2 separate regions of the Homo sapiens genome follow, and region 1 is linked to region 2. Evidence: chromatin loops called from intact Hi-C (ENCODE). Cell type or tissue: gastrocnemius medialis. All regions are shown on one strand. Links, peaks and the distances in the headings refer to the core of each region. The heading gives the core; the rest is flanking DNA. Region 1 overlaps RFX3 (regulatory factor X3). Region 2 overlaps RFX3 (regulatory factor X3).

Evidence for each region. Peaks named below come from ENCODE experiments on the same cell type or tissue, not always from the same donor. Only the 100,000 strongest peaks of a DNase experiment are listed, where the experiment ranks them.
Region 1: a loop joins it to region 2, with 3 times the contacts of the local background. A loop is called at or near these places in 16 of 110 quality-filtered maps.

What each region holds. Positions count from the first base shown.
Region 1 is chr9:3,426,413-3,442,162 of GRCh38, reverse strand. All of the region lies in intron 1 of RFX3 (regulatory factor X3), which reads left to right. Among named protein-coding and RNA genes, the nearest start is that of RFX3, 92 kb to the left of the region's middle. In gastrocnemius medialis, for the core only: no CTCF peak of the experiment used is centred there; a DNase peak (open chromatin) is centred at 7,450; H3K27ac peaks cover 914 bases.
Region 2 is chr9:3,323,581-3,339,330 of GRCh38, reverse strand. It overlaps RFX3 (regulatory factor X3), which reads left to right. Exons shown (of 17, transcript NM_001282116.2): 4 at 8,814-9,072. Among named protein-coding and RNA genes, the nearest start is that of LINC01231, 150 kb to the right of the region's middle. In gastrocnemius medialis, for the core only: no CTCF peak of the experiment used is centred there; no DNase peak of the experiment used is centred there.

The sequences.
Region 1 (15,750 bases), core at 2,974-10,973, 100 kb before region 2:
AATGGTGTGATCTCAGCTCATTGCAACCTCTGTCTCCCGGGTTCAAGCGTTTCTCCTGCCTCAGCCTCCCAAGTAGCTGGGATTACAGGTGCGTGCCACCACGCCTGGCTAATTTTTGTATTTTTAATAGAGACAGGGTTTCACCATGTTGACCAGGCTGGTCTCGAACTCCTGACCTCAGGTGATCTGCCCGCCTGGACCACCCAAAGTGCTGGGATTACAGGTGTGAGCCACCATGCCCGGCTGGTAAAGTTCATTCTTTTCACTCTTTCTATATTCTGTTTTTTGGAAGCAAGTCACTAATTATAGCCTATGCCCAAGGAGGGGAGGGTTTTATAGAGTTTTATAGAGGGTTTTATGTCCTATCTCCTAGAGGTGTGGGTATTTACATAAGTTCTTTGAAATTCTTCTATAAAAATATTTATCTCTTCTCTCCCATTTATTTCTCCAATCATTTATCAGTATGGCCTCATTTTATACTTCACATTACATTCAAATACTACGTTATTTTGTTACTCGTTCCAGCTTTGGCCATTGAGAGCTCTTTTAGGTTGGCTCCTGTGTCTCCTTAACTTGTTACCCTCCACCTTTTTTGTTGAGCACATTTTATTTTTTGATACTACAAGATGCCCGAGTCTTTTATTTTCTATGCCCCAGCGCCAGAATCATCCGTTTCTCAAAGGAGTCTTGGTTCTTGTTTTTAGAGCTTATTATATAGAAATTAAGACCTGGACACTGGATATGCTGGTTGTTGCCACAGGGTGTCACTGTGTCTAGGTTTGCTTGGCAGACAGAACCAGGAAACATATGTAAATGTGCTAACCCATGGATCTCTCTCTCTCTCTCTCTCTCTCAATTCTGTAGCTGTCCATTTGTATATATATTAAACTAAATATGCGTTCATACTGGTGTCTCTGACTCTAATCTCATACCATGTAATTCATTTTAGTGCGGTTTATTATCATTAATGTCTCTATCCAACAATGAGAAACATGGCTTCCATCATCCATTTACTTGGTTGTACAAACCCAGTATACATATAAAGCAGCTTCAGAGTTGTTAGCCTATACCCTGCAATTCATTTTTAGTTAATTTTGTGTATGGTGTTAGCTGTGGACCAAAGTTCATTTTTGAAAATATGGATATCCATTTGTTCCAACAATACTTGTTAAACTTCTTTCTTTACTTGGATGCCTTTGCATCTTTCTTGACAATTGGTTATCATTTATATATGGGTCAGTTTTGAAATTCTGTATTCCATTTCATTGGTGTGTTTGTTTGTTTTTACCCCAGTAACATACTGTCTTAGTTATTGCACACTTACAGTAAGTCTTCAAATCAGGTAGTGTTAGCTCTCCTTTTTACTTTTTCTTTATCAAAGGTGTTTTTGCTATTCTAAGTCCTTTGGATTTCCATATGAATTTTAGAGTTAACTTGTCAATTTCTGTGAAAAAGCCTATTGGGATTTGGGATTTGGATTGCATTAGATCTTTAAATGAATTTAGCAAGACTTGACATGTTAACAATATTGGGTCATGTAACCCATGAACAAGTTATACCTCTTTACTTAGCCCTCTAATTTCTTTTAGAAGTATTTTTGTAGTTTTCAGTGTATAGATCTTGCACATCTTTTGTCAGATTTATTCCTAAGTATTTTGTGTTTGTGGATGCTATTATAAATTTATTTTTTTAATTGCAGCTTTTAGGTTTTAATAACTAGTAAGTAGATGATATACAATGGATTTAAATATTGATTTTGTATCTTGCAACCTTGCTAAACTCACTAGTTCTTGTAGTGATTTTATAGATGCTAACTTTCTGTCTAGATGATCATATTGTCTGAATAGAATTTTATTTCTTTCTTTAAAATCTAGATACTTTTTGTTTGTTTTATTTTGCTGATAGCACTAGCTAGAACGTCCAGCACAGTATTGAATAGAAGTGATGAAAGCAGACATCTCTGTCTTGTTCCCGATCATAGAGAAGAAATACTTAATTTTTCATCTTTAAATATGATGTTAACTACAAGTTGTTAATAGATTTCTTTAATAGATGGAAAAAATTCTTTTATTGCTACTTTTCTGAGAGTTTTTATCAGCAATGGATGTTAGAATTTGTTAAATACTTTTAGGTGCCTATTTAGATGATTGTTAAGTTTTTCTTTTTCAGTTTCTTAGTATGGTAGATTACATTTAAGGTGGTCCGAAACCCTAAACAAACTTTCAGATCCTGAGACTGACTCTACGTAGTTCTGATGTATTATCCTTTATGAATATTAGATTTAACGGTTTAAGATTTTTACATTTATGTACATGAGAAGTATTGGTGTGTGGTTTCCTTTTCTTGTAATATCTCCATGTGTATTAAAGTAATGCTGGTCTCATAGCCTAGGTTGGGAAGTATTCTCTCCTCTGCAGTGTATGGGAAACATGTTAGTATTGTTAGTATTGTTTATTCTTTAAATGTTTGGTAGAAGTCATTTGAGCCGGAGTTTTCCTTGTGGGAAGGTTTTTGAATTACAAATTCAATTTCTTTAATACATATATCACATTATTTGTTTCTTCTTGAGTGAGCTTAGGTAATTTGAGTCTTTCAAGGAATTGATTACTTCTGCTATTAAATTCTCAAACTTATTGGCATAAAGTTGTTAAAATATTCCCATATTATCTATAGATTCTGTAACGATGCCACCTCTCCTTCCTGGAATTGCTAATTTATATCTTTTAATTTCAGATCAGTCTGTCTAGAGGTTTATCAGTTTTGTTGACCATTTCAAAGAATGAGATTTTGTTTTCACTGATTTTTTTCTATTATTCTGTTTTCTATTTCAATGAATTTGACCATGATCCTTACTTTCTCTCTTCTCATTACTTGAGGCTTGATTTACTCTTGTACTGATTTCTCAGGGTGGAAGCAGAGGCTATTAAGTTAAGACCTTTCTTATTTTCTAATATAGATATTTAGTAGTATAAATTTCCCTATAAGTACTGTTTTAGTGGCTTACTACAAATTTTTATTTTTATTTTTTTTAATTTCGTTCAGTTTAAAATACTTTCTAATCCCCGTTTTTGTTTCTTCTTTGACCCTTTGGTTTATTTAGAAGTTTCATACTTATCTCCAAAATATTTGGGGATATTCTAGAGACCTTTCTGTTACTGTTTTCTAATTCAGTTCAATTGTGAGCAGATAACATACTGTTATAGCTTGAATCATTTTAAATTTCAGACTTGTTTTATGGCCAGAATATTATAAATCTTGGTTTCTGTCAGTTTTTGATTCATATATTTTGAGCTCTGTTATTTGGTGCATAATCATTTAAAATTATTATGTCGTCTTGATGAATTGATCACTTTATCATTATGAAATTATTCTCTGTATTCCTAATAATAGTTCTGTTCTGAAATCAACTTTCTTTCTGATACAGTATAGCCACTCTAGATTTCTTTTGACTGGTATTAGTGTGGTATATCTTTTTCTGTCCTTTTGCTTTTAACTTATATGTGTCTATATTTAATGTATATTTCTCACAGGCAGCATGTTGTTGTGTCTTGCTTTTTTAGGAGTCTATTAACCTCTGCCTTTTAATTTTTAATTGGAGTATTTAGATCATTGGCATTTACTACTATTATTTTTGATATGGTTCCTTTTGTCATCTTGCCATTTGTTCTTTCTTTGTCCCATCTGTTCTTTCTTTTTCTTTTTCTACCTTCTTTCTGTTTTTACACCATATTTTTCATGGTTTCTAGACCCTTTAAGCATCTCTGTTGTCCTCTTGACCTAGCTCCAATTTATTTAAAGATAGATATAGACTTACTGTATCAAGTTCTTCAAGACTGAAGTCTAATGTCGTGTAAGTATTTTTGACTGAGGATTTGTACAGGTCATTTCGTCAGTTCTAAAAAACACTGCTTGCTAATTTTGCATTTGCCATAATACTTAAATGTGAAAGTATATGAACATTGTAGTTGGTTTTGAATGACCTTTTTTAGGATCAACTGTCGGCTTCTGTGTTATTCCCATTCCCTGATGCAAGACTCTGAGGAGGTGACACACTGGAGCCTGAGGTGCTTATTTACGATCATATGGAGAACATCTTGGAGATGGCCAGCTTGTATTCTTAGGTTTATCAGTATGTTTCTGTCTTTATTCAAGGTCTTCTTTTTTTCCATTTTATTTAGGGAGAGGAAAAAGAAAATATATACGTCATTAGTTTTTTTCATCTCTGTCTCTCTACCCATTCTTTCCCATATAGAAGGCCTGGTAGAATATATTTTTCAAAAAATTGAGAAGCATTTCCCTATCCAATTTTAAGGAAATATATTTAATATGCCATCTGACATGGAGAGAGGGCATTCAGGTCTTGTGGTTTCTGCAGGTAAGCGCATCACATGAAGAAGGGTGAAAGGAGAGATAGGGTTGGGCTTGAATACTGCAGTGGTTACTTAATGAGGTTTTGAAACCGGCAAATCAGCACCTTTTAACTTCAAATCCTAGGAAGTAGGGTGGAACGAAGTCTATGTATGAACTCCTGAGAGGCCTAAACCTGAAATAGCTTTATGAACCCTGGCCTAGTACTGAAGAAAAATAACTTCTCCAAGTTCCCCCTTGCTTGAAGTTGCCTTCTTCTACGAGGATTTCCTTGGACTAGCTTTATTACCAGAGGATTTTTGTTAAAGCACCTCTAGTTTCTAGAAGCTATATAAATCAGGGTATTCTTGTTCATTCTGTGTTCTAAGTCTAGCTCTTAAAATTTCAAAGAAGCAGAATGTGGTACCTCCCCATTAAATGCAGGTGCTTTCTGCCCTGTTTATTTCAAACAGTTGAATGTCTATAGTAGTTAGGACTGATGATTTGTAAGCTGACGAATGATGCCAAAAACTAAATGTCTCTTGAGTACAGTGGAGCCTATAGTCTAGTCTCCATGAATATTAGGGCAGTGTGCCAACTAAAGCTGGCTTAATTCTGCAAGCAGGAGCCCTTTGCAGAAGGATTCATGGTAATTAACCAATTCAAAGTGCAATATTTTCCTTTCATTAATGTGGCAGAAAACAACTAAATATCTACAGCAAGAATGTTTTTGACATTTTCATTTGCTGCTTGGAAAATAATGGATACTATGAATTGTGCTATAAAAGAAAACTGCTAGGATTTTGTCATTTCCATTTCAACTTCCTAACAAAAACGTGGATTACTCAATGAGCAATTTTTTTTAAAAAAATTAATAGGAAGAGTTGGCTGCAGGAGTTACCAGAATTGATTGACATTTTGAGGTGCTTGGCTTGTAGGAGATTCTTAGGGAGTTTATTGGCTCAGGCTTCTTGCTTGTCACATCTCCTTCCCTGTATGTCTGAGTAATAGAATTCCAGTTGGGTGTGATCGTTTCCTATCCTTTCTGTCTTCTCAAGTTCATTTTTATCCCAAATATTGCACAGCATTTTGCTCTCTTCTCCTGTTTCTTTTGGGTTAAAGAAGTATTTATTTCAATTAGTTCATGCGAAGGATTGTTAACTTTTTACTTTTAAAAATGTACTTAGGGCCAGCCAACTGGCATGTAGTATTTTGAATAATTTTGGAACTAAGTGTCCATTGATGACAAATGTTTTGCTGGAGGAATTACTGAAGTATTTATTCATTTTAAGGTATATTAGTTTTGACATAAATACTCTTATCTGTTGATAGTGTTTATCTTTTTACTAAAAATATAATGCTTTTATAATCATACCTTTGATTGCTAGACTCTAGTTATTAAAAACTTGAAGATCACTCAAAATTTTTCCCTCCTGCAATTTTGACACACTTTCTGGGCTATATTCTTGCTTCTGTATGTTCTTTTATAAACTGGATATGTTTAGTTAGAAAAATACTGGTTGTAATTACCAGAAACCCATTTCAGCCTATCTGAAAATGGAAATCTAGAAGGATATTGGGATAACTTCTGAAATCACAAAGAACAACTTGGCTTCATGAAGAATTGTAATTTGCCATAGGTAAAGCTGTTAGGAACATAGGTAATACTCTTCCCATCTTTTATGCTTGCTTCTATCTAGATGTCTCTTACTTCTTTACACTTTTTAGTGTAAAGATGTACTTTTTAGTACTTTCAAGGATGTACATGACCAAATATAGTTACCTATCACTACTACTTAATCAGTTAAAGTGACCAGCATAGAGACACCAGAGTGTCAGTCCCAGTCCTGAAAATAGCACGAGAGAAAATGTAGACCAACTGGGAGCAGATGATTCACTCTTGATCTAATTAGTTATTGTTGAGAGAGCAGCATCATGAAGTACAAATTTGGCTGCTGTGGCCCCACTCAGATAAAAGGCAGTGTTATCCTTTTTTTTTTTTTTTTTTTTTTTACAATGCAGATGCTTCTTAAGTATAAGGATATCAAAAGAAATTCTCTGTGAATGTGAATAATTATCCATTCAATCAATAAATATAATTTTGTGTTTACATGTGTCAGGAACTGTGCTAATTGGTAGGGATTCAGTGGTGAATAAGGTAAATACAATATTGAGGTAACATTCTAGCAGAGTAAATGGAATTTGTAAAAATCACCGTATAAATAAATAAAATGCAGTCATGAACTGCATAATGAGGTTTCAGTCAATGATGGACTGCATATATGACAGTGGTCCCCTAAGGTTATAATAGAGCTGAAATATTATTATAGCCAAGTGATGTCTTGATGATCCTGAGCCTATGTAGGCCTAGGTTAATGTGTATGTTTGTGTCTTAATTTTTAACAAAAAAAAGTTTTAAAAGGAAAAAACTAAATATACAAAAAGATTACGGAATAAGGATATAAAGAAAATATTTTAGTACAGCTGTACAGTGTATTTGTGTTTAAGCTGTGTTATCACAAGAGTCAGAGTTAAAAAATTAAAAAGTTTATAAAGTAGAAAGGTTACAGTAAGCCAATGTTAATTTATTACTAAAGAATGAAAATTTATTTTTATAAATTTAATGTAGGCTAATTATACAGTGTTTATAAAGTCTATAGTAGTGTACAGTAATGTCTTAGGCCTTCACTCACTCGTTGACTCACCCAGACCTGACTTCTAGTCCTATAGGTTCCATTTCTGTTAAGTGCCTAATACAAATATACCATTTTTTATCTCTTATGCCATATTTTTACTGTACCTTTTCTATGTTTAGATATGTAAGTACTTAACACTGTGTTTCAATTGCCTATAATATTCAGCACAGTAACATACTGAACAGGTTTGTAGCCTAGGAGCAATAGGCTATAGCATATAGCCTAGGTGTATAATAGGCTGTACCATCTAGGTTTGTGTAAGAACACTCTGTGATGTTTACAACATGATGAAATTGCCTAATGATGCATTTCTTAAAACATATCCCTGTTGTTAAGCAATGCATGACTGTAATTGTGAAATGTGGTAAGTGCATTAAAGAAGACACCCATGGCTGAGCTAGAGAACTGGCATTTGGAGTGCAGAAGGAGGGTGGGGAGAAGGTAAGGACACTTACTGCACTGCTTTCTAAAGAGGTGACGTTTATCTTTAGACTTGAAAGATTAGGGAAGGATGTTCCTATTAAGGAAAGTGGAATGTACAAAGACCTTGAAGTACAAGGACTGTAGAAAGTTTAAGGAAATACAAGATGATCATTGTGGAGGAACATAGTAGAAGAATTTAGGATGAATTTGTCAACAACTAGCTTTTGTAGTGTATACATAGACCAAGGCTCTGATTTAATTCCTTAGCATTTATTAGAAAATCTACCATGTTACAGAGATTGCTAGATTTGGTAAGCTTACATGCGAATAAGGTGAACATAAGGATGAGCCTTATAAAGGATGACACACTTAATAATGATATAAGGCAGAGTGGTATATTCTGTTAGAAGCGTATTTGTTCATTTCTTAAATATTTATTGAGTGCTTTATTACGTGTCAGACACTGATCTAGGCACTCAGGCCAGATAGTAAATAATTACTAATTATGTAGGACCTCTCTTCTCATGGGGCTTATCAGAGCCTTGTTACTCAAAAATACGATTCTCTGAATAGTATCGTCAGTCAACTATGAGATTGTTAGAAATGCAGAATCTCAGGCCCCACCCAGATGTACAGAATCAGAATCTCCATTGAGATTTCACATGATTAGTACAAATAGTATAGATTGAGAAACACTGTTCTAGAGCAGGGTTTGGCAGACTATGGCCTTGGTGCCAAATCCGCCTGGCTGCCTATTTTTGTAAATAATGTTTTATTGGGACAGCCATGCCCATTTGTTTACATATTATCTATGACTGCTTTCACAGGCAATGGGGCATTTGAGTAGCTGTGACAGGGACTCTAGCCCACAAAGCCTAAAATATTTACTACTTGGCCCTTTACAGACTTAGTGTCCCACCCTTTGTTCTAGTCCGTAAACAAGTAGCGTGACAGATATTTTTACTTATTTGATTGTGAAAATCTTTATGGAATAGGCAATGTTTGAACAGTTCTGAAAAACATTGGTTTAACACATTTTTAGCCTGTAATCTACAATACAAATGAAATACAGTTGACCCTTGAACAGTGTAGTGGTTTGGGGTGGCAACACCCCCACCCAAGCACAGTCAGAAGCTAGCTATAACTTTTGACTCCCTCAGAACTTAACTATTAATAGGCTTGCCAATAACATAAACAGTTGATTAACACATATTTTCTATGTTATCTGTATTATGTACTGTATTCTTACAGTAAATTAAGCTAGAGAGAAGAAAATGCTACCAAGAAAATCGTAAGGAAGAAAAAATATATTTACTATTCATTCAATGGGAGTAGATAATCATAAAAGTCTTCATCCTAGTTATCTTCACATTGAGTAGGATGAGAAGGAGGAAGAGTAGGGGTTGGTCATGCTGTCTTGGGGAAGTGGAAGAGGCGGAGGAGGTAGAAGGGGAGGCAGGCACACTTTGTGTGACTTTATGGAAATACAGTTGACTCTTGAACAACATGGGCTTGAGCTACATGGATTCACTTATATTTGGATTTTTTTCAACCAAATGCAGATAAAAATACAGTATTATGGGATACACAACCCACATGTATGGGGCCGCCTTTTTGTATACTCGGCTTCTGCAGGGCTGACTTCAGGACTTGAGTATTCAGTGATTTTGTATATATTGATTTAGGTATACATGGGTTTGGTAAACTTACACGCTAACCTGGAACTAATCCCCTATATATACTAAGGGACAACTGTACATTGTAATTTGTATCTGACTTTTTTGCTTTATCTTTTCTCTAAAAATGTTTCTTTACAGTACCAACCCTTCTTCCACTGTTTACTTTAGTTTTAGCGCCCATGTCATAGAAGCATCCAAGTCATAAAAGAAACCAAAAGCTATCTTGAGTAATTGGAACCCTTCTGCCATATTGTCTAATTTAACTTCGTTTTCTGGCATTGCTTCTACATCTTCTTCCTCATAATCTGGCATTGGTTTGGATGCACTCAAGGAATTCAAGTCATATTCTGTTAATTCCTCTGGTGTGGTGTCTGTTCTTGGATTTCTCCAAGATCCATGTCTTCAAACCTTTCATCCATTACCTTTTTTTTGGCCACATCTACAAGCTCTTTCATGACTTCCTTGCTTGGCACTGTTCTAAATCTTGTGAAGTCATGTACAAAGTCTGGGCAGAGTTATGTCCAACAGGAATTTATGGTTTGGGCTTTGATAGCTTTCACAGGTTTTTCTGTAACAACCATGGTCTCTTCAATGGTGTAATCTCTTCAGACTTTCATGACGTTCTCTCTACTGGGGTTCTCTTCCATAGTATCGACAGTCCTTTCCATTGAGTACTATGTGCCTTAAAAATCCTTATGACCCTTTATCTAGAGGCTGAATTAGAGATAATGTGTTTGGGGGCAAGTAGATCAGTTTGATGCCTTTGGTACTGAACTCATGGGGTTCTGGGTGACTGGGGCATTGTTCAATATCAAAAGAACTTTGAAACACAGGCCGTTTATTTACAAGGTACTTCTTGACTTCAGGAACAAAGAATCAGTGGAACCAATCCAGAAAGCTGTTCTCATCTTCTTAGGCAGTGTGGCAAAAGAGCTTCTCATTGTACAACCAAAAGCTTAGCTGGTGTTTATCTTTCTTCTTCATGGCTTGGGGAACAGATTTATAGATAAGACCAGTCCTGATCATAAACCCGACGGCATTTGCACAAATAGTGGAGTTGGTCTGCTGCTTCCTCCCTTAAATCCTAGTGCTTCTCTTCCTTACTCATATGTGTTCTTTGTGGCATTTTTCCCCAGAATAGAGCACTTTCTTCTGCATTAGAAACCTGTTCATAAGAGATATGCTTTCTCCTCGATGATTTTCTTAAATTTGTCTGGGAACTCGTCTGCTGCTACTTGGTTGGCAGAAACTGCTTCTCTTGTCTTGACATTTTTAAGTCAAGCCTCTTTCTAAAATTACCAAACCATCCTTTGCTGGCATTAAATTCTCCAGCTTTAGATCATTCACCTTCCTTTTGCTTTAAATTGTCATATAATGACAACTTTTTCTTGAATTATATTAGAATCTATAGGTATGCTTTTCTTATAGCAATCCTGCACCCATATAAAAGCTGCATTTTCAATATGACAGAAAAGGGTAATTTGCAAAAAGTGCGGGGTTTTCATACCTGTTGGCGTAACTGTAGTGACAACTTCATAAATTTTCTTTTCTTTTTTTTAAATCATTCTTATGCTGTGTTCATGCCTTTGGTACTGAACTCATGAAAAAGTGGGCAACCTCAGCCGCAGACCTTAATCTATGGTACATATGAAACAATTCAACTTTTTGTTGTAATGTAACTTTTCTCAGCTTCTTGGGAGCACTTGCAGCATCACTAGTGCTGCTTCATATGGGACCCATGGTGTTATTCCAGGTTTATAGCATTGCACTAAATATGATGAAAAATACGTGAGAACTGTAAGAGATCACTTTTTACTGTGATACACAATTTACTGGAAAGATGAACTGCTCACTCAGAGATGATTAGCATCACAGGGTAGATAGTCCCAGCACTTGAGCTCACTCACAATAGCAACACAAGGTGGCTACAAAATTATTACAGTTGCACAGTAGGTATTATAGTTAATTTTATGCAGTTATTATTTAATACGGCATCTTTACATTTGTTTACACTTCTCTTGACTGCAAATGGTACCGTGTGCATTCTAAGTTCTTTTGTAAGGTTTGATACATTTTAACTTTTTATAATGGATTTATATATATTTTATGGTAGTAAATGATAAAACAGACTAGTACCTACATATATTTTATGCATCATGACATACCTTCATCTTAATTTTTTGATATTTCTGGGGGACTCATTCTTTATGTGATTTTTTTTTTCAAATTGTTACACATCTCTAAAAAATGTTCCAATATATTTTTTGGAAAAAAATGCACATATAAGTGGACCTGCACAGTTTAAAGCTGTGTTCTTCAAGGGTCAACATTACATTGAAGTCTGATATATAAAACATATTTAAAAATTCAAAAGAATGAATCAGATTTTGTGATGGACACAATTATGGCAAGTGGAGGGCAGACCTAGGAAATTAAAAATATTGGTGTCATTGTGATGAAATAAAAGGATAACAATAGTATACATTTATTTCTCTAAAAAAATTTTACCAAGTGCCTTTGAGGCACAAATGTTCATTTGATGGTAATGGTATTTTGAAGATTGCTAAGACTTATGTTTATATCTCTATCTTATTTCTGAGGAAACTGATACTAAAATTAAAGCAAAAGTGTTTTGCCAGTGAGTACAACAGTAGTAGAGCTGGAACTAACTGGGATCTATGCTTTCTAATTAAGCTGATTAAAATTTACTCAATCAAAGAGATTTAAGGAGATTGATGGTTACAGCCTAGCATGCTATCCATCTTTCATTCCAGGCTTTAACCTAGAACACTCTGCTATTAATTATCCTGAGTATTAGATTTACATGTAAGATTTCTTTTGAAAGTCTTTCAAAACATCATTTTATTCTCTTACATACCCTTTTCTCGTTGAAAATTATATTGGTCACTCTGAATACAAAGAGTATTTCTGTTATGACACTGATGATTTGAATACAGAAATCACTTGCTTGAACAGCTATGACTGATAAGTAACTAAGAAAACTTGGGAACCTCAGTGAACCTGGTAACCTAAGTCAACTAAGGTTTGAGACTTTAAGAGTTGTCAATGGGATTATTATCTTGGCTCTGCAAGTGGGCCGTGGGTTGGAAGCCACTGCTTAGACAGAAACCTGTTACTTTGTGGGCTGCTTCAAAGAGATTGAGGGCTTTGAAATAGGGAGATATCAAGTCCATCTCTCTATTGTTTAAAGCAAATGTAAAGCAGATGTATAGCAGCCGCTAAGATACATCTGCTATATAGTAAATTAAAAGAGGGCATGGAGATGTGTAGCTACCCAGAGTACCACTGAGTCACTATCTTTTAATTATCGGCCTGCCCAAATACTTTGCAAGTGAATGTAGTTCAGGCAAGCCAGAATATAAGACGGAAATGGGTTAGGATGAGATTAGCACCTCCAGGAGCCTAGAGGGAAAAATGCCTTATCTAGTCCAGTGGAAAAATACCTGGGGCTTCACATCCTACAATCAGACAGTGTTCAGGTTTTATGAGAAACTGAGGTTTCTAGAAAATCCGAAAATAGTTGTCAATTTATGTCTATCTCCACAGACACACACAATTATATTATATTATATATATTTGTATATTATATATATAGTATTGGTATATATTAAGATTACATATTAAACATTTTCTTTAACCTAAATTTTTAGTTAATCATAAGAATAACTAAAAATTGGCCGGGCGCGGTGGCTCACGCCTGTAATCCCAGCACTTTGGGAGGCCGAGACGGGCGGATCACGAGGTCAGGAGATCGAGACCATCTTGGCTAACACGGTGAAACCCCGTTTCTACTAAAAATACAAAAAATTAGCCGGACGTGTTGGCGGGCGCCTGTAGTCCCAGCTACTTGGGAGGCTGAGGCAGGAGAATGGCATGAACCCGGGAGGCGGAGCTTGCAGTGAGCCGAGATCGCGCCACCGCACTCCAGCCTGGGAGACACAGCGAGACTCCGTCTCAAAAAAAAAAAAAAAGAGTAACTAAAAATTAAAAAGAAATGTTTTAAAGAAATTAAAACGTTTTTGGGGCCCTAGAGAGTATTAGAGAGTATTATGGGCCCTTGGCACTGTGCCTAATGGGTAATTTAGCCCTGTCTATCTCTAAGCATTTGTTTGAATGAGAATATCTAGTATCTAGAACAATTGAGAAACTCATCCTTGGCAAAAATACGCTTTATTTGTGGAACTATTCATTTCATGTAAATGTTTTAAATTTTTAAAAAACTTTCTTTTATTTACTTTGTCATTTAAATCTGTTGTAGTTTGGGGACAGATAGGTTTCCACAGTCTTTAAATATAGCTAGAAAGACCTTTATATTCTGTTGGTTGTGTGGCAGTGAGATCAGACTAACTTCAAAAATTGGGAAATGAGAATTCAGATCATTTGAGATTTTCTGAATTTTCTATTCTTTTTATTTTGACTTGAATAAAAATAAGCAAAGTAAGGGTTATGAAGGACAGCATGGTAGCAGAGTATTGCTGATATTTTGCTTGTTCATGAAAAAGGAAAAGTATGGGAAGAAAGACTTTATAAAATAAATTTTAAACGTTTTTACTTAACTTCAGAAACTCTACAAAACTTGTGATATTGTGAATACTTTCAAAGTGTTCCATCATCATTATAAGATCTTAAAGTTCTGAGATATTCTATCAAAATTATTTAGCGCTACCTATTCATTCAACTCAAGCTGATAAATTATACAAGTTGGGGATGGGGAGAAAAGAGGAGAAATAGAAATTGAAAGAGTGAGAGAGAATAAGAACAGTTTAAAGTAATGTGTGCAAGAGCTTTTGCTACTTGCCTTGATGTAATGCCTTGATGTAATACCTTGATGCTGGATTGATTCTTCTGCCATAAACAGTGATAAAACTGAACAAAATATATGAGGCAACTTTTCACATGTTGGACAACAGACAGTGCAAGACTGTGATTATTGAGAGAAGGCAGATACATAAAAAGAGCCCCACATTTGCTCTGCATTTCTGCCTAGGGACATTTTCCTGACTATGTAACAAGGACTTGGAGTCCAAGCAGAAACAGTGGCACCTCTGAGCTGAGAAGGCAGAGACCAGAATCTAGGCCTGTTGAAGCAGCTGGAATCTGGAGCGGGGCACCAGAAGGGTGAAGGCTGCACAGAAATGGGGATCCAGAATTCTGAATATGGGTTCCCTTCAAGTCATGGCTGAGTGATGAACTGCACATATGGCAAGTCAAACTGTGGGCTTACCAGAGAGTTCCTGCTATGGATCTGAGAATGAAAAGATATGGTACAGGTTTCTGGTAGATGTTGGAGCTGTGTCCCAAGTTTAATTCTGCCAAAAGAGAGGAGCTTGAGAAACACCTTGGGATTTTCTCAAATTCATCCTAACAAAACATAAACAAATTCAGGGTGTTTAGACAGTAATTATACTGCCTGAGAACAAAGATTACCATTCTTCAGAGGATCATAGCAGAATCCATGTTCTCTGCATTGTATTATTTATATAGTAACAATATATATTTATATATTGTATTATTATATAACAATATATATTTATATATTGTATTATTATATAACAATATATATTTATATATTGTATTATTATATAACAATATATATTTATATATATTGTATTATTATATAATAACAATATATATTTATATATAGTATTATGTAATACAATATATATTTATATATTGTATTATTATGTAATACAATATATATTTATATATAGTATTATATAATAAAATATATATATAGTATTATATATATATTTTATTTATATATTATATTGTATTATATATTTATTATATAGTATAGTATATAATAAGTTACTGCACGTGCAAAAGAAAAAGGAAAAGTATGACCAATAGTCAAAATAAAGTCAATAGCAGTAGACCTTGAGATGGCCTAGTTGTTGAGTTTAGCTGAAAAAGGCTCATGTATGCATACCAATAAAAGGACTTAAACAAACAAATTGTGGTCTTAATGAGTAAACGGGTTAGAAATCTTGGCAGAGAAATGGAAACTACTAGTGTTCTATACCAGTGGTCCCCAACCTTTTTGGCACCAGGGACCGGTTTTATGGAAGACAATTTTAACATGGACTAGGGGGTGGAGGAATGATTCAAATACATTACATTTATTGTGTGCTTTATTTCTATGATTATTACATTGTAATATATAATGAAATAATTATCTACTCATCATAATGTAGAATCAGTGGGAGCCCTGAGTTTGTTTCCCTCCAGCTAGACAGTCCCATCTGGGGGTGACAGGAGACAGTGACAGATCATCAGGCATTAGATTCTCATAAGAAACATGCAACCTAGATCCCTCGCATGGGCAGTTCACAACAGGGTTTGCATTCCTATGAGAATCGAATGCTGCCGCTGCTCTGACAGGAGGCAGAGCTCAGGCAGTAATGTGGGCAATGGGGAGTGGCTGTAAATAGAGATGAAGCTTCACTGGCTCACCTGCTGCTCACCTCCTGCTCACCTCTTGCTCACCTCCTGCTGTGTGGTCTGTTTCCTAACAGTCCATGGACTGGTACCTGGGTGGGTTCCACAGACAGTTGAGGGGTTGGGGACCCTTGTTCTATACCACT
Region 2 (15,750 bases), core at 3,464-11,463:
CTAAAATTGATTTCAGTCCATATTTATTTCCCTGACCTCTGTTGTCAGGGCAAGTGACTCATATATGTACTGACTATGTATATCTTTTTGGTATGCTTCAAAAACCATTATAGCACTGGAAATTTTGGTAATGTTATCATGAGCAACGGCCACAGAATATAAAATTCCTTTTTATAACAGTAGACTTTGGGGTTTTTTTTTTAAACTCAAGTAGGCTAAAAGAATTATTTTATTTTATTTTTGAGTTGGAGTCTTGCTCTGTCGCCCAGGCTGGAGTGCAGTGGTGCGATCTCGGCTCACTGCAACCTCTGCCTTCCAGGTTCAAGCAATTCTCCTGCCTCAGCCTCCTGAGTAGCTGGGACTGCAGCCACACGCCACCACGCCCGGCTAATTTTTGTATTTTTTAGTAGAGACAGGGTTTCTTCATATTGGCCACGGTGGTCTCGAACTCCTGACCTTGTGATCTGCCTGTCTTGGCCTCCCAAAGTGTTGAGATTACAGGCGTGAGCCACCGTGCCTGGCCTAGAATAAATTTTAAAACACTTTTTCCCTTTCGTTCCTGTGAAAATCAGGTTTCATAATTGTAGTATCAACTAGTACAATGGTTCCCAAAGTGTATTCCCCAGGCTAGCAGCATTCACATCAACTGAGAACTTGTTAGAAATGCCAGCTTTTGGTGCCCACTCCAGTTCTACAGAATTAAGAACTTTAGGGGTGGGACCTAGCTCTCTGTGTTGCAACAGGCACTCCGGGTGATTCTGATGCACATTAAAAATGTGAGAACCACTGTTCTACCATACAGAAATAAAGAATTTAAATGCTAAGTAAAGATGTGCCGATCCTTACAAAATAATCATAGGATGGTATAAATGATTCCAGTATGCTGTACATTGTCAACATACATAGTAATGAAAATACTACACATGAAGGAGAAAACTCAGTAAGTTATTACAAGAAGTATTACTGACTTTTAACATTTATTCTTGCATTTCCTCCCCAGTAGCTGTAGCAATGGCTGAATAAATGCTTTTTGTTTTTTACTTTTTGTTATAGCAGATGAAGTTAGAAGAAATAAGTATGTCTTTTGAATATAAGTGAAAGCAAATGTTTTATTAGTGATATTCTTTAGTGTTTATTACTTTATATTTAACCTATTCTTTTTTATTCTTATGTAGTAAGGGGAGGTTTAATATCAGGTCACTTGAATTCCTTTCTGAAGTACTGTTTTCCTTTTGGTGTCTTCCACAAAATAGACATGTCATCTTTCTGGTGTATCCTCTGCCTTCAGTCTGATGAATATTCGGATATTCAGTCTTGAGAATATCTGTTTTGAAACTCATATAAGTAAATAAGTAGTGCATGCGGTCCAGGCACAGATTTTACATATATATATGCACTTTGTTGAAGATTCCAAATAATGTAGCTACTTCTTTGCAGGGTATTGGTGGCCCATGTAAAAACTCCATAATTTGAAACTGTTTAAGGCAGAGGTTCTTGGTTTCAAGCAACAGAAACCAACTCTGGCCTATTTAAGACAAAGAATTTATTGAAAGATGTTTGTGACTCACAGAATTTCCAGGAAGTCTGGAGAATCAAGCTGGAAACAGGCAGGCACAAGTGATGTCAGGCAGCAGCCAGACCATGCACAAAACCGTAGCACAGAGATAGTGCAGTACAGACACCACACCACTGCAGCCATCCCAAAGACTGTCTGCCATTGCTACCCCTGGGTACTGATCTTGTGTCCTGGCCCTACTGCCACTGTAAACATGACATGTCTCTTACAGTGTGTCACCATTTCCATTGCTTTGTGCCCCTAGCTCCTTGTTTAGAGCAAGTCCACCTGGTTATTTGAGTCCTAAGTTGATTTCCTTTAGCTTGTTTGTAAGGGAGGTTGGAAAAGCCAGTACCTGGCTTAAAAATATTTGTCCCTGGTTTCCAAATGCACCTCTTGTGCTCTCAAACTTTTCTAAGATATTAAAAAGTTGCTCATTCTGGCTGCCTTTAGTTATTTCCTCAGTCTAGTTCAATCAGACATATAATGCCCTCACTACACTGAGCAAGCTTCCAATAAGATCACCTCTTATTATTGTATCTATTTCACAGGTTCCAGAATCATCTTACATGGCCCATCTCAGTCATGGGCCCTGATTGCAACTCCGTTTTCTCATGGTGTATTTTTACCTCTCTGGCCTCAGGACTTTGTAGGTTGTCTCTCTGGCTAGAACATTGCCCTACCTCCTCCTACCCATAAGGCCTTTACCACTATCCCAGCCCAAATCAAAATCCAAACTTCTTACAATAGTCTGTAACAGTGGCTTTTAAGCTTTTAAAACTATCATCCACCGTGAGAAAATTAGGCGTACATTTCATACTCTGGTAAGTACACACATACATACCCAGGCATTCACACACAAATCATTTATGTGTATATTCTCTTACGATAAAAACAAAATTTCTAAAAATGATTCTTATTCTCATTAAGTGTAATAAGCACTGATGTTTTCTAGTCTAGTCTAGTCTCTTTTTTAAATGCTGTTGTGACCTATTAAAACTAATTTCATGGCCCACTACTGGATCATGGCCTGCAGTTAAGAAAATTGTTTACACTGCATGCATGTTTAGTTTTTACCTTCCTTAACCTCATTTCTTTCTAACAGCTTTCTCATTTGTTATATCTAAAATACTTCAGACTTCTAATTTCCTTCTAAATATCAGGATCTTTCCTGTGTTGTGTGCTATGTTATGAGTTTTTGTACTGTCTTCCTAAAATTTTATTCTTCTTGTTTTCCATAGGGCTGACTCCTTTTCATCTTTTAGTTTCAATCTAAATAAAAAATCTGGCTTTCAGGGATAACATTCCTTAACTATCCTATTTGGTATGCTCTCTCTTATTTATTCTACTTTTATATTGTATTTTTTTTTTGCTTTCATAGGAATGAGGAAAACTTCTAATTATCTTATTTTCTTTCTAATTTTTGCCCACTTTCTCCTTGTGTTACGTAGCCCTAATAATAGTAGAGGTCATGTCTGTGTTGTTCCTTTTATTCTAGGTGCTAGAATAGATGCTTATTAAATATTTGTTAAAAGAATGTATGCAGAGTAGCCTAAAAGCAATAAAATGTTGTACCCATGTGAGATAATGGTCACCATATCTATATTCTATCCTTATAATACAATTTATGGTATGAGATTTACATGCTATTTTATTTCCTTAATGTATCACTTTCATGCCATTGGTTGATTTTATAGTGACAAGCTTATTGGTTGGAGGACATTCAACATCTTGGTAAAATACAAAATAAAGAATTTAGAGATACTGAGTATCTGGAATTGTGGATAAGACACCTGAAGATAAAGAAAACAGAAAAAAACTGGTTATAGCTAAGATAAATTGCCATAATCATCCTAGTGAATAAGTAAGTAGGGAATATTCAGGGTCACCCTTAGCCAAGGTGTATGCTAAGGCATGATGGGAAACAAATGGCACTAAATTACTGAATTCAATGAATCAGAGTCCTGACATTTACATAGAACCTTATAATAGAGTCAGCTATGAAGAAGCTTCTGTCGGCAAGTATACACATATCGATGTGTTCATATTCATTACTGGATACATATGCAGAACAATGGAAAGATTTCTCTTCTGCTATAGAAATAATATGACATTATTTTCATGACTTAGTCTATGGTAATCAATACAGAACAAACAAAATGAACACAGCAGTATCATTTAAATGTGCACAGAATTGCTTGGGGATTTATCTATTTCAGGAATGTACAGTCCAGAAATAGTTAGCTGCTTTCAATCTGATATGCCAAAAATTGAGTCGTTTTCTTGAACATATGTTTAGGAAATTTCTGGAGAAAATAGTGTGCAAGCAGTAACTCATATGAAGAATATATTCAGTATACAATATAAAAGATGAGCTGATCTGAGATATCAGAATTAGAGAGTCTATTTCTAGTACCTAAAAAAGAACTGTTTATTTTTGCCGTTGGTGCTTCTTTTTTAAAATAAATTTTTAAGTATTTATTCAGGAGCTTAAAGTATTTAGACATGGAAAAAACCTTTAGGAGTTACCTGTTACTTGTGCATGACTCTGGCTTTGGCTCCAGGGACTCGAACAAGTGGGTTCATGCTTGCCTTCTTACCTTTAAGGGACAATGGCTAAGAATATTATTATTATTATTTTATTATTATTATTTTTTGAGATGGAGTTTCGCTCTGTTGCCCAGGCTGGAGTGCAGTGGTGTGACCTCGGCTCACTGCAACCTCCACCTCCCAGGTTCAAGCGATTCTCCTGCCTCAGCTTCAGTAGCTGGGATTACAGGTGCGTGCCACCATGCCTGGCTAATTTTTTGTATTTTTTTAGTAAAGACAAATTTCACCGTGTTTGCCAGGCTGGTCTCGAACTCCTGACCTCAGGTGATCCACCCATCTCAGCCTCCCAAAGTGCTGGGATTATGGGCATGAACCACCGCGCCTGGCCCAGCTAAGGATATTATAATCAGCCTGTATTACTCAACCCAGTGTTTGAAAGTCTCCCCCATTTCCAACTGCAAGTGTATTTTTGTCAAAGCCAAATTCAGACAATTTATCACACTTCATTCCTTAATATAATTCTGTGCTTTTTCTCCCTAAAAATTGCTACTCTTTACCCCAGTGTGTGTTTATAGAGTAGCCAAGGCTTCTCCACAGTCGCACGATGGAGTGATGGGGATAGTTTATGGATTAGGCACACTCTTTAGTGACTTTATCCCTTCTCCTCTTCTTTGGTCATTTTTTAGCTTATGAACTGACTTTGAGGGCTATATAGATATTTCATATATCTGTGATGCATTTTTTTGCATTACTGTTCTTTACTGAGTATAATGATACAAAGAGGGCAGGCCCAAAAGCTGCAGTGATCCCTTGGGATGTTTTTCTTATGATGAGGTAGCAACTTCCACGATCATAGAACATCTAAAATTCCAATCCGAAGTGGTAAGTATCTTCTGAAATGGCCCTGCCTTTTCCATGGCTTCTTTACAATTGCAAGTACATCATCTACAGGCCTCATTCTGGGTAATAATGGAGAATAGTGTAGTGCTAGAAAACAGTAAAGTAAGCTGTAAGGAAATCTCAAATAGCAACAGGAAGTTCATATGGTCCCTATTCCACTTGTTAAGCTGTTCCTTAGTAGTTGTTAACATATATCATTGACAGATATAAAAAGTTATGTTCTTTTTTTTTGACATAATGGTTGAGAATATACATTAAGTGTAGATTCCAGATCCATGATTCATCAGCTCTGTGCTTTAGACTAAGTAATTCAACCAATCCAAACTTCAGTTATTCACCTTGTATGCGAAATAGGAATTATTAATATAACAGCACCTACCTCATGGAGTTTATGAAAATTTAATGAGCTAATGCCTAAAAAGCACATAGAATAGTGTCTGCTGCATAGTAAATGGTCAGTAAATATTAGCTATATTTAGCTATTATTATGTTTTATTTGAGAAATCTACTTACTAGTAGGGGGCATCCTGAATCATCCTGCTTGGATGATGAAAAGGAAAGGGGGCACCATGTCCCGCATCTCTCAAAGTATTTATTGTTCTATATCTATTTGTACAGCTTATTTGACTATACTTAAATATCAACATTAGATTGTGCTATTTTAAGCACAGTTAAGTGGGGCCACTGTCATATTCGGTAGACAAAAATTAAAATGACCTCATTTCTCATTTTATCTAAATTTGAAACCAACATGGCTGTTTTATTTTATTAAATAAACATATAAATAAAGAAACAAATGAGATTTCCAGTTGGGAAATATAGCAGTGATGAGAAGAATGGTACGTGTATTTTAAGTGACATTTTTCTATCTGGAAAAAAAAAAAAAAAAACATTTTCTATGAATTTGTTTCTATCATCACCCCAGACTAAACTTTTTACCTGGATTTGCTGTGGCTCTTTCTGGAAAGGGCTCTTTACCCAGTGTGGAATACTTTCAGAACACTCTTATTACTTTACTAAAATATATATTGTAAATTACAAGTATAATTTATAATGGATTAAAAGTATTTGTTTTAAATTAATCAAAAATCTTGGAGTAGTTTAGCATAATTTCTCATGTTTTAACAAAATAAAAGATTTGTGATACAGAAATTTATGAAACTGGCTATTACGTCTACCATACTTTTAAATATTTTTATTTGCTGACTGATTAGTGTGCCAGCTATGTACCAGCAACTGTGTTAAGTGTTGAGAGTACTGATGGGAGTAGGAAGACTTGAGGAAATTAACAACACATTGAGAGCTATGTTTCAGGAATTCAAAGGATGTTGGGAAAGTACAGAACATAAAACATAACAGTCCTGTGAGGAGTGGCCATAGAGGGCAAAGGATGCAGAAAATAATTTTGAGATAAGGTGCTTCCGTTGAGAGCTTAAGAATGATTAGGACAAAGGCAGGGAGGTGGAATAAAATGAAAGGGCCTTTCAGGCAGAGGAATCCTTATGTAGTGAAGCAGAAAGGCAAGAGAAAATGGCACTTTGTCAGGACCAGAAAAATGGTCAATATGATGTGAGTGAAGAGAGCATTTGATAACATGGCTAATACCAAGTCTCGAGATTATGTAGGCACGACCCCCTGATGATTTTTGTAAAGTGGACAAGAGTTTTGAACTTTTTCTGAAGGCAAGAGAGAATCATGGAAAGGTTTTTAAGCGGTTTTATTTTTATATCTGCGTTACAGAAAATTCTCCTGGCAGCAAAGTTGGAGATAGATTGCAAGAGCAACTGATTAGAGAAGGGAAAATCCATTAGAAGGCAATTACAGGTTGATCATCCCTAATGCAAAATCCAAAATCTGAAATGCTCCAAAATTTGAAAGTTTTTGAGCAGCAACATAAGATAGTGACATCTTTGCTTTCTCATGGTTCAATATATACTAACTTGGTGTCATGCACAAAATTATTTAAAATATTTTATAAAATTACCTTCACGCTATGTGTATAAGGTGTATATGAAACATAATTGAATTTCATATTTAGATATGGGTCCTATCCCCAAGATCTCTCATTTTATATATGAAAATATTCCAAAATCTGAAAAAATCCAAAATCCAAAACACTTGTGGTCCCAAGCATTGTTGATAAGGTATTCTCAGCCTGTATAATAGAGAACATTATGAATTAAGGTAGTGTGTATGATAATGGAAAAGAGAATTGGAAAATTATTTAGAAGATAACATTGACAGGACTCAGCAACTCATGTCAGTCAGAGGGAAGAGTAAGCAATAATTTCCAAAGCTGAGGATGGTGGTGCTGCCCTCTACTGAGAAGCGGAAGTGTGGAAGAAAGAACAAGAGAGGAATGGAATCTCATCATACGTTAAATTTTACACAGCCTCCCATATTTCATGGGAGTTCTGAGTAGTGATGACCACTTGGCTGTTAGAAACCCAGATTTAATATTCTTAAAGTATAACTAGGAAGTAAAGAGGGCAGTGATACCAACTTATGTAAGATTGTTTACTAAGAGCATGTATATGGTAATACAGTACTTTATGTGGTAAAGGTCTTTGATCTAAATAAAAATAAGAGCTCAAAATGGAAAACTCAGAAAAATATTAATATTTGATGTGCTAGAAAAATTGGAGATTCCAAAAGGCTCTTGAGAGGTTATGGTAAAAAGCAAAAAGTGGAAAAGGAGAGCCATAGAAACTAAGGGACAAAAAAGGTTAAGACATCCAGGCTTTAAGATATATATAAGACAGATCTGAAAACATATACACCAAACTCTCAGGAATGGCTAGCTTTAGGAGGTGGCGTTGAAGATAATAGCAAAAGAACTGGGAATTTCAATTTTGTATTTGAATGTTTAAAACCTGTTCTATATATATTATAACTTCTTGAGAACTTAGTATTTTAAAATAAAAAGTTAAAAAGATCCTCTTAAAATTGAAGTTATAGTCAATTGAAAATAAAAATAGATGAATCAAATAAGCTTAATCAGAACAGAAAAGGGAGGGAAGGGTAACATGGAGTGGCCAACAGTGTCATACTATAGATAGGTCACAAGAGATAAGGACTGACAGGAGTCTTTTAGCTTGGTATTTAGCTGTGGTCACAAGTGACCTTATTAAAAGCAGTTCTAATGAAAGGCTAAGGGCAGAAGCTTGACTGTAGTTGTTGGAAAGTGGAAAGTGAGGACATGAAGAGTTAGAATAGTCATCTTATAAAGGAGGAGCTTAAGTGTGAAGGGAAAGAGAGATATGGGGAGGGACTTAGGGTCCAGGGTGAGTAAACTATTTGCTTAAGATCCTTATGGAGGTAAGAAAGAGATCCATGATAGCTCCTTTAGTCATGGAGGTTTATTGGATGTCACCCAGGAATGTTAAGTAGTCTGAGTATTAGCTAAGTAGGAGCTAAGTCAACTACTCACACTACTCCTACTTATTCCAGGTTCCAGCTTTTCTAAAACTGGGATTTGTAGTACATTTTATAAGCAATTGAAGTTGTTCAGCAAGATTTCTTGGAGGGAAGAGACCTGAGCTTATTTATATGCTGGAGATAGGCACCAGGAGAGGGCAAAATCTCTGTAGTACAGAAACTAGTTGAGGTACTTATTTAAATGAGTGGCCCCTTAATTTGAAAAGTAAATCGAACTGTTTCTGGGAATGAAGTTTTGTACAAAATGCGAAACTTGCCATGTTGCAAAGGCTAAGCCAACCAATATATTTCAATTACATTCATATTAGAAAAAAATTAATAAGATGACATAAATAAGCTAGTAAATTTCTTTTTTCTTCTTCTTCTAAAGCCGAACAACAACGTATCCTTACACAGAGACACAGATGTACAGCCAAAATACTGGAGGGAATTACTTTGATACTCAAGGGAGTTCCGCCCAGGTGACTACCGTGGTCTCATCCCACAGTATGGTGGGCACTGGTGGGATTCAGATGGGCGTCACAGGAGGACAACTCATCAGCAGCTCTGGAGGAACCTATCTGATCGGCAACTCAATGGAGAATTCTGGTCACTCAGTGACACACACAACTCGGGCCTCCCCAGCGACAGTAAGTATTTGAATTTTTAGTAGTTTAGTTTAGCTTTTAATAGTCTCTAATGAACATTTCCTTTGATAGAGGGAAAAGAACAACACAGATGGGACTGGGGCAAGAATGTGTTGGATAGTTTTAGTATTGAGAGTTTGCAGAATGTAGTATATGTAGTATTATGCAGAATGTTACTGATACATATGCCCTCTAATCAGGTGAATTAGAGTTTTTAATTTTACTGGCAATTAGAAAGGTGAGTTTTACTCATTAAACTGCTGGCTTTAATAAGCTGTCTTCCATCAGTAAAATATCTTAAATTTATATAGAAAGAACTCACTTTCATATTATGCTTACTTTATGAGATAAAAGCCAGGCAGTAATACAGAGAATAAAATATAATTTAGCTTGGAATTTTCACATCTTTCAACAATAATATTTATGCTAGCTCATGCCCAGAGAAGTTATATTATGTAAGCCAGCATCCCAAACCTTAGACATGTAAGTTTTGCCATTTTCTCATGCCACCTGTATTATTATTAACTTAATATGTTTTCCAAGTTGACTCACTTTTAAAATAGAAAATCGTGTGTAATTTTTTCCTAATACATATTGAAATCAATATTTAAATAGTAAAGTTAAAAATGTTTACCCATGTGCCATATGTAAATTCGTGTTGCATTCCACCAGAGAGATACTTTAGAAAGCATTACTATAGGTGATTCAGATGAAAAATATTTGTGTTGGCTCTGATCATAGATATGAGCAAACAGTATCTTAGGAGCATACATATTTAAGTTAAATTTAATAGATTATTTTAACACAGTGGGTTATTGTTTGGTGGTTTTTTGTTTTTTTTTTTTTTTTTTTTTGAGATGAAGTCTTACTCTGTGGCCCAGGCTGGAGTGCAATAGTGCAATCTCAGCTCACTGCAACCTCTGCCTTCTGGGTTCAAGTGATTCTCCTGCCTCAGCCTCCCAGGTAGCTGGGACTACAGCCACATGCCACCATGCCTGGCTAATTTTTGTATTTTTTAGTAGAGATGGAGTTTCACCATGTTGGCCAGGCTGGTCTCGAACTCCTGACCTTCGGTAACCCACCCTCCTCAGCCTCCCAAAGTGCTGGGATTACAGGCATGTGAGCCACTGAGCCCGGCCAACACAATGTATTTTAGCGTACTGAAATGATGTAATAGAAATAGTCATAGAAAATTTTGCAGAATTTGATATCATCAAACTTTGTAGCCTGAACTTCTGCTTTTCACCTCTACTAAGCATATGAGAATGGTCATTTAGAACCACATAGCTAAAGCAGCAATGAAATAGATTTTCTAGGTATTACATATAAAAGGGTGCTGGGGATTTGAATTAAGGAGATGTATCCCATTTTATCATTTCATCATATAGTTTGTTCTTGCAATGAAATAGAGATAGAAATAAATTGGGGAGAAAATAGTAATATGAGAAGCTTTATATTTCTCATTTTATGGATTTTCTCCAGGATATTATATGTGCTTGGTAAGTACTTTGTATATACTTTGTGTATTTGTAGTAATTTCATGTGTTCCTACTTTCATCATTCAGTGCCTTTTCCCTAATTTATTTTTAAAAAACTCTTTATTTTAATTCGCTATTTGTTACTAACATCAGAACAGATGACTAGCTGTTCTGAGCGGAGAGTTCCTTTTTGTAATTTTTTTCTTTGTAATTTTGAAGCATTTCTTATGTGTATTTGTTGTCTCTTCCTTTTAATAATATTAAATACAGTATTTTAAACCTTTTAGTCACATCAGTATATTTATGTAGATTACAAGGGGATTGCTACTAATAAACCATAGCTTTTCTGGATCTCAGTTCCCCTATCAATAAAATAAGGGGTTAGTTAGACTAAATGATTTCCTAGTTTCCTCCTAGCTTTAGCACCATTAGATTTACAAAGGAATTATAAAATATTCTAAATGTAAAAGTAACTATAGCTTCAACATAAAAAGAAAAGAGATAGAAAATGGTGGCAGTAGTATATAGCACTCCTCCTATAGGCCACCTAGAAAATTATTTTCAGTGAAAGGAAAATACCACTTATCAAGGCCTTAGGAAAACTGAAAAACGGGGCAAAATTTACCTTTCCCACTTTCATTTCATCCACCCTGTCTTATCCTAACCTACCATCCTTCGAAACCCCATTCCTTTCCTACCTCACCTCTTCTAGGTATTCCTACTTGCCTTCATGCTGATTCTGATACCTGTTTAACATCCTCATCAACTGGGTGTGGGTTTACTAAATTTACTTGCTCTCTCACTAAATTAACCAAATTGTTTAATCCAGCTCATGTAAATACAGTTGCATTGCTAACCTTTATAGTTTGAGGATTCTTCTTCTATTTTTTTTTTGATAAGGTATACACTTTCTATGTAGGTATGTATGTATGAAAGGTGGCATTATTCCTTAAGTTATCCATTATACAAATTTGATGTGTGATTTTTATTATACTAACTGGTAAATTAAACAGATAACTGAATTATAAAAACTGGGAATAGTTGAAAACTGTTACAAAACACCAATTTATAATATCAGTTGTACATATTAATTTTATACTAAAAATATTCATATTTGAGGTTGTTTTGTTAAGGATAAAAATTCTAAGGTGATTTTTTTTTGTTTTGCGTTTTTTTAAATAAGAAAATTTTCCTTTTTAACAAAAGGAGTATAAAAATTAAAAAAAAAGTAACTTTTGTATGGAAAAATCACAAAGTGATCTCACCAAGCCCATATTGATTGATAGTGCGGTACTTGTCTAAATATACTTCTGCTAGTGTTTATTGTATTACCTTGAATTGATTATTGAAAAGTATATTTAATTTAAATCCCCGTCTCAATTGTACTGAAGATCTGCTTGACTCACAGTGAGGTTGTGATTCTCAGTTTACAGTTTCACATCTGTTACTGTAGTAAAATTAACAAAGTTGAAGTGCCGTGAAACCTATTTAAGATTTCATATCATGTGCCTCTTGCCAAATGTGAGAAATGCTAACCATAGATTTTTGATTGTTTTCACTCCTAAAAATCAAGATTTTTTTTTTTAGGAGATGCCATGCCATTAAATGGGATTTAATTGAGTTTATGTATATTTTTCTTTTACTGTAGAATCAGAGAAAAGATTGTATATGAACACAATCTTTAAAGATTTGTTGGTCAAGACTCAAGCCATTTCTTTCCAAACATTGAGCCTATCTGTACCATATAAGTTCAGTTTTTCTCACTGTTCTTTAGTGTTCGACATATAACCTATAGAATGACTGATGCAGCCTACTGTGCAATAGTAGCATATACTGTGGCCGAAATTCTTGACTGAGAAATAGTCCGTTGGGTCACTCCTTAGGGGGCTATCAGTAAGTGTAATGCATAGTCAATTAATTCAGTTGATGTAAAACTAGCTATGTTTGGGTACTTGGAAACAGCACAAAGCAAACACTGTTACCCAGTTCCTATGGCAAAGTTTTCTGCTCCAGTCCTTAGAATAGTTGCCTTGATGTGATAATTGCCAGTGATAGACTGGATAAAGAAAATATGGTACATATACACCATGGAATACTATGCACCCGTAACAAAGAACGAGATCATGTCCTTTGCAGGAACATGGATGGTGCTGGAGGCCATTTTCCTTAGCAAACTAATGCAGGAACAGAAAACCAAATACTGCATGTTCTCACTTGTAAGTGGAAGCTAAATGATGAGAATACATGGACACATAGAGGGGAACAGCACACACTGGGCTTTAGAGGAGGGTAGAGGGTGGCAGGAGGGAGAGGATCAGGAAAAATAATGAATAATAGGCTTAATACCTAGGTGATGAAATAATTGGTACAATAAATCCCCATGCCACACATTTACTTATGTAACAAACCTGCCCATCCTGCACAAATACCCCTGAACTTAAAATAAAAGTTTATAAAGTCAGCATTTGTTAATTTGGTAACAAATTAAATTTTATATGATGAATATATTATATCAACTACTAATACTCAAATTTAGTCAAAATACTATTTCTCCTTTGATTTACTGTTTCCTTTTATATGGTCCATGTGTGTATAATTATATATATGTATATAGATATATACATCTATGCTTTTACTTATATAAATACATACACATACATTTAAAAGGCATTTCCTGCGGATAATATTAAATAGCAATTTTCAGAAAGATGTTATAACATTTTTATTGAATCATCACTGGATATGGGTTCAGCTAAGTTGCGACCTGAATATGTTAGGGATCTGTTTATTGTTAATATTTCAGTAGCACATGGACATTAAGGTAGAAGAATTGGCTACAGTCATAATTCTGAACTCATTATACATCTGTCTTCTAACTATATCAACATAATATTTCCCTCTGCTTTTATTCATTTGAAATTCTAAGTATTTTCATGATTATTTTTCTATATAATCACATCATTTATAGAATTTTAGAGTTTTGGAACCTGAACATACTTTTCACTTGAAGATTAAAAATTTGTGAATGTAGTTAGTGATTTTTTTTGGTGCTCATCACAACATAATTTATCTTATACCAGAGTATGCAATAATTACCAACTTGCTTTAAAAAGCCTTATTTACTCACTCTTACATAAAATAATATTTTTATTCTTATAATTAGATGGTTATGTATGAGTTTTTTAAATTCTTCTTAATACTTAAGATTACATTAATCATTTTTGAGACCGTGATATGAAAGTTAATTTTTACACCTTTATGTATATACATTTAAATGGGCTGTTGCTAACATTAGATCCCAGCCAAGAGGCACAAGAAAAATATCTTGAAATTAATATTGTTCATATTCCCACCTCTTTTGATTAATGTAAAATATTATAATTTATTTAATTATTTGGAGGAAAATTTGAAAGTCCATCTGCTGCTATATAAGTAAAAGTTTGGCCTAGTTTATATAATTAATAGAAAGTTAAGAATTCATTTAAGAATTATGAGTGCTTTTATTTATTTATTCTTGGTTTGGCATGTTTATGAATTTGGTGTAAGGGAATGCTTTTTCTAAGAGTATAAATATGTTTAGCTCTTCAAAATAATTTTACCTTCTTATTCTTTTGCTGCTACGTTACCAATGGCCATGTGTTTGATTTCAAAATTTTAATTTATTTATACGAATTAGTTATACATTCTTAAGTTGCACATTCAAAAGATATAAGAAAGTACATGAGTCTCTCTCACCCGTTTCCCAATTCTCATCCTTAGAGGCAACCAGTATTACCAAGTTCTCTCTTATTTTTTTATTTATTGATTTTTGATTTTTTTTGAGATGGAGTCTCACTCTGCCACCCAGGCTGGAGTGCAGTGGCGTGATCTCGGCTCACTGCAACCTCCACCTCCCGTGTTCAAGCGATTCTCCCACCTCAGCCTTCCTTGTAGCTGGGATTACAGGTGTCCGCCACCATGCTTGGCTAATTTTTTGTATTTTTAGTAGAGACGGTGTTTCACCATGTTTGCCACACTGGTCTCAAACTCCTGACCTCAGGTGATCTGCCCGCCTCAGCCTCCCAAAGTGCTGGGATTACAGGCATGAGCCACCACTCCCTGCCACCAAGTTTTTTAAGTATTATTCTAACAATATTCTAGCAGAATATTCAAGCAGAATATATATTTTTTCACTCCCTCTCTCTTTTTTTTTTTTTTACACAAATGGTAAGAAAAATGCCGCATCTTGCTTTTTTTCACCTAACAATATGTCTTGGAGACTTTTTGTTTCATATTAGCACACGAAGAACTCCCTTATATTTAAGGGAAATGATTATATTAGAAGGAGCTGAATTGCCCATCTATCTTACCAGAGGAAAAAATGTTGAAATAATATTGGATTATTGGTTATGACTACATCGAGACAGAAAAGCAATATAGTTACATGAGATGAACGCTTCTGTTTAATTATCATATATGAAGATATGCTTAGAAGAAATTTTAAGTTAGAAGTATGCATAAATTATGCATAAATCACAGTTCTTATTTTATGTGACAAAACAGTAATTTCTATTTAAAATAATTTACTAAGTTTTACAGTTAGCCTCAATATTTTTTAAAAAAAGACTCTGTCCACTTATTTTGGCAGGAACATGTATCACCATTATGATCTTAGCTTTTTCTGTTTTCCTGTGTCCCTTTTTCCCTAGGCCAACTCAGTCCCTGAAATGAAACTCCTCAGACAGATTACCATGAACCGTCTGTTTCCTACACTAAATCATAAATTGACTGAAGGTTCTGGGCCTCATTTTCAAAGCATTTAATAAAATGGGACTTTGAATGACTTGTAGTCTCCATCACTTCATCTGTATTCCATTCAGCTGTCAGTCAGTTCCACACTGCTCCAGCCTCGAAGCTGATAAGATCTAGAGGCAGTAATTTTACCATTAGGGCTGTAAGACATTCCACTCCTAGAAATCTTGATAAACTAGCAGGTTAAGACAAAGAGAATCACAGCATCCTTCATTCTCTCCTGAGCATAGCCAGTGAATTCCTCTGAATTTTAAAGCAAAATATAATGAATTATTTTATTTTTTAGCTACTTCATATTTGAAACAGCATTTCAGAACACAGGTGTATGGGTAACATGCCAGAAAAAGCTAGATTCTATGTCATACAAGATCTAGATAAGCAAAGTTTAATGATGCTCATAAATTCTACTTAT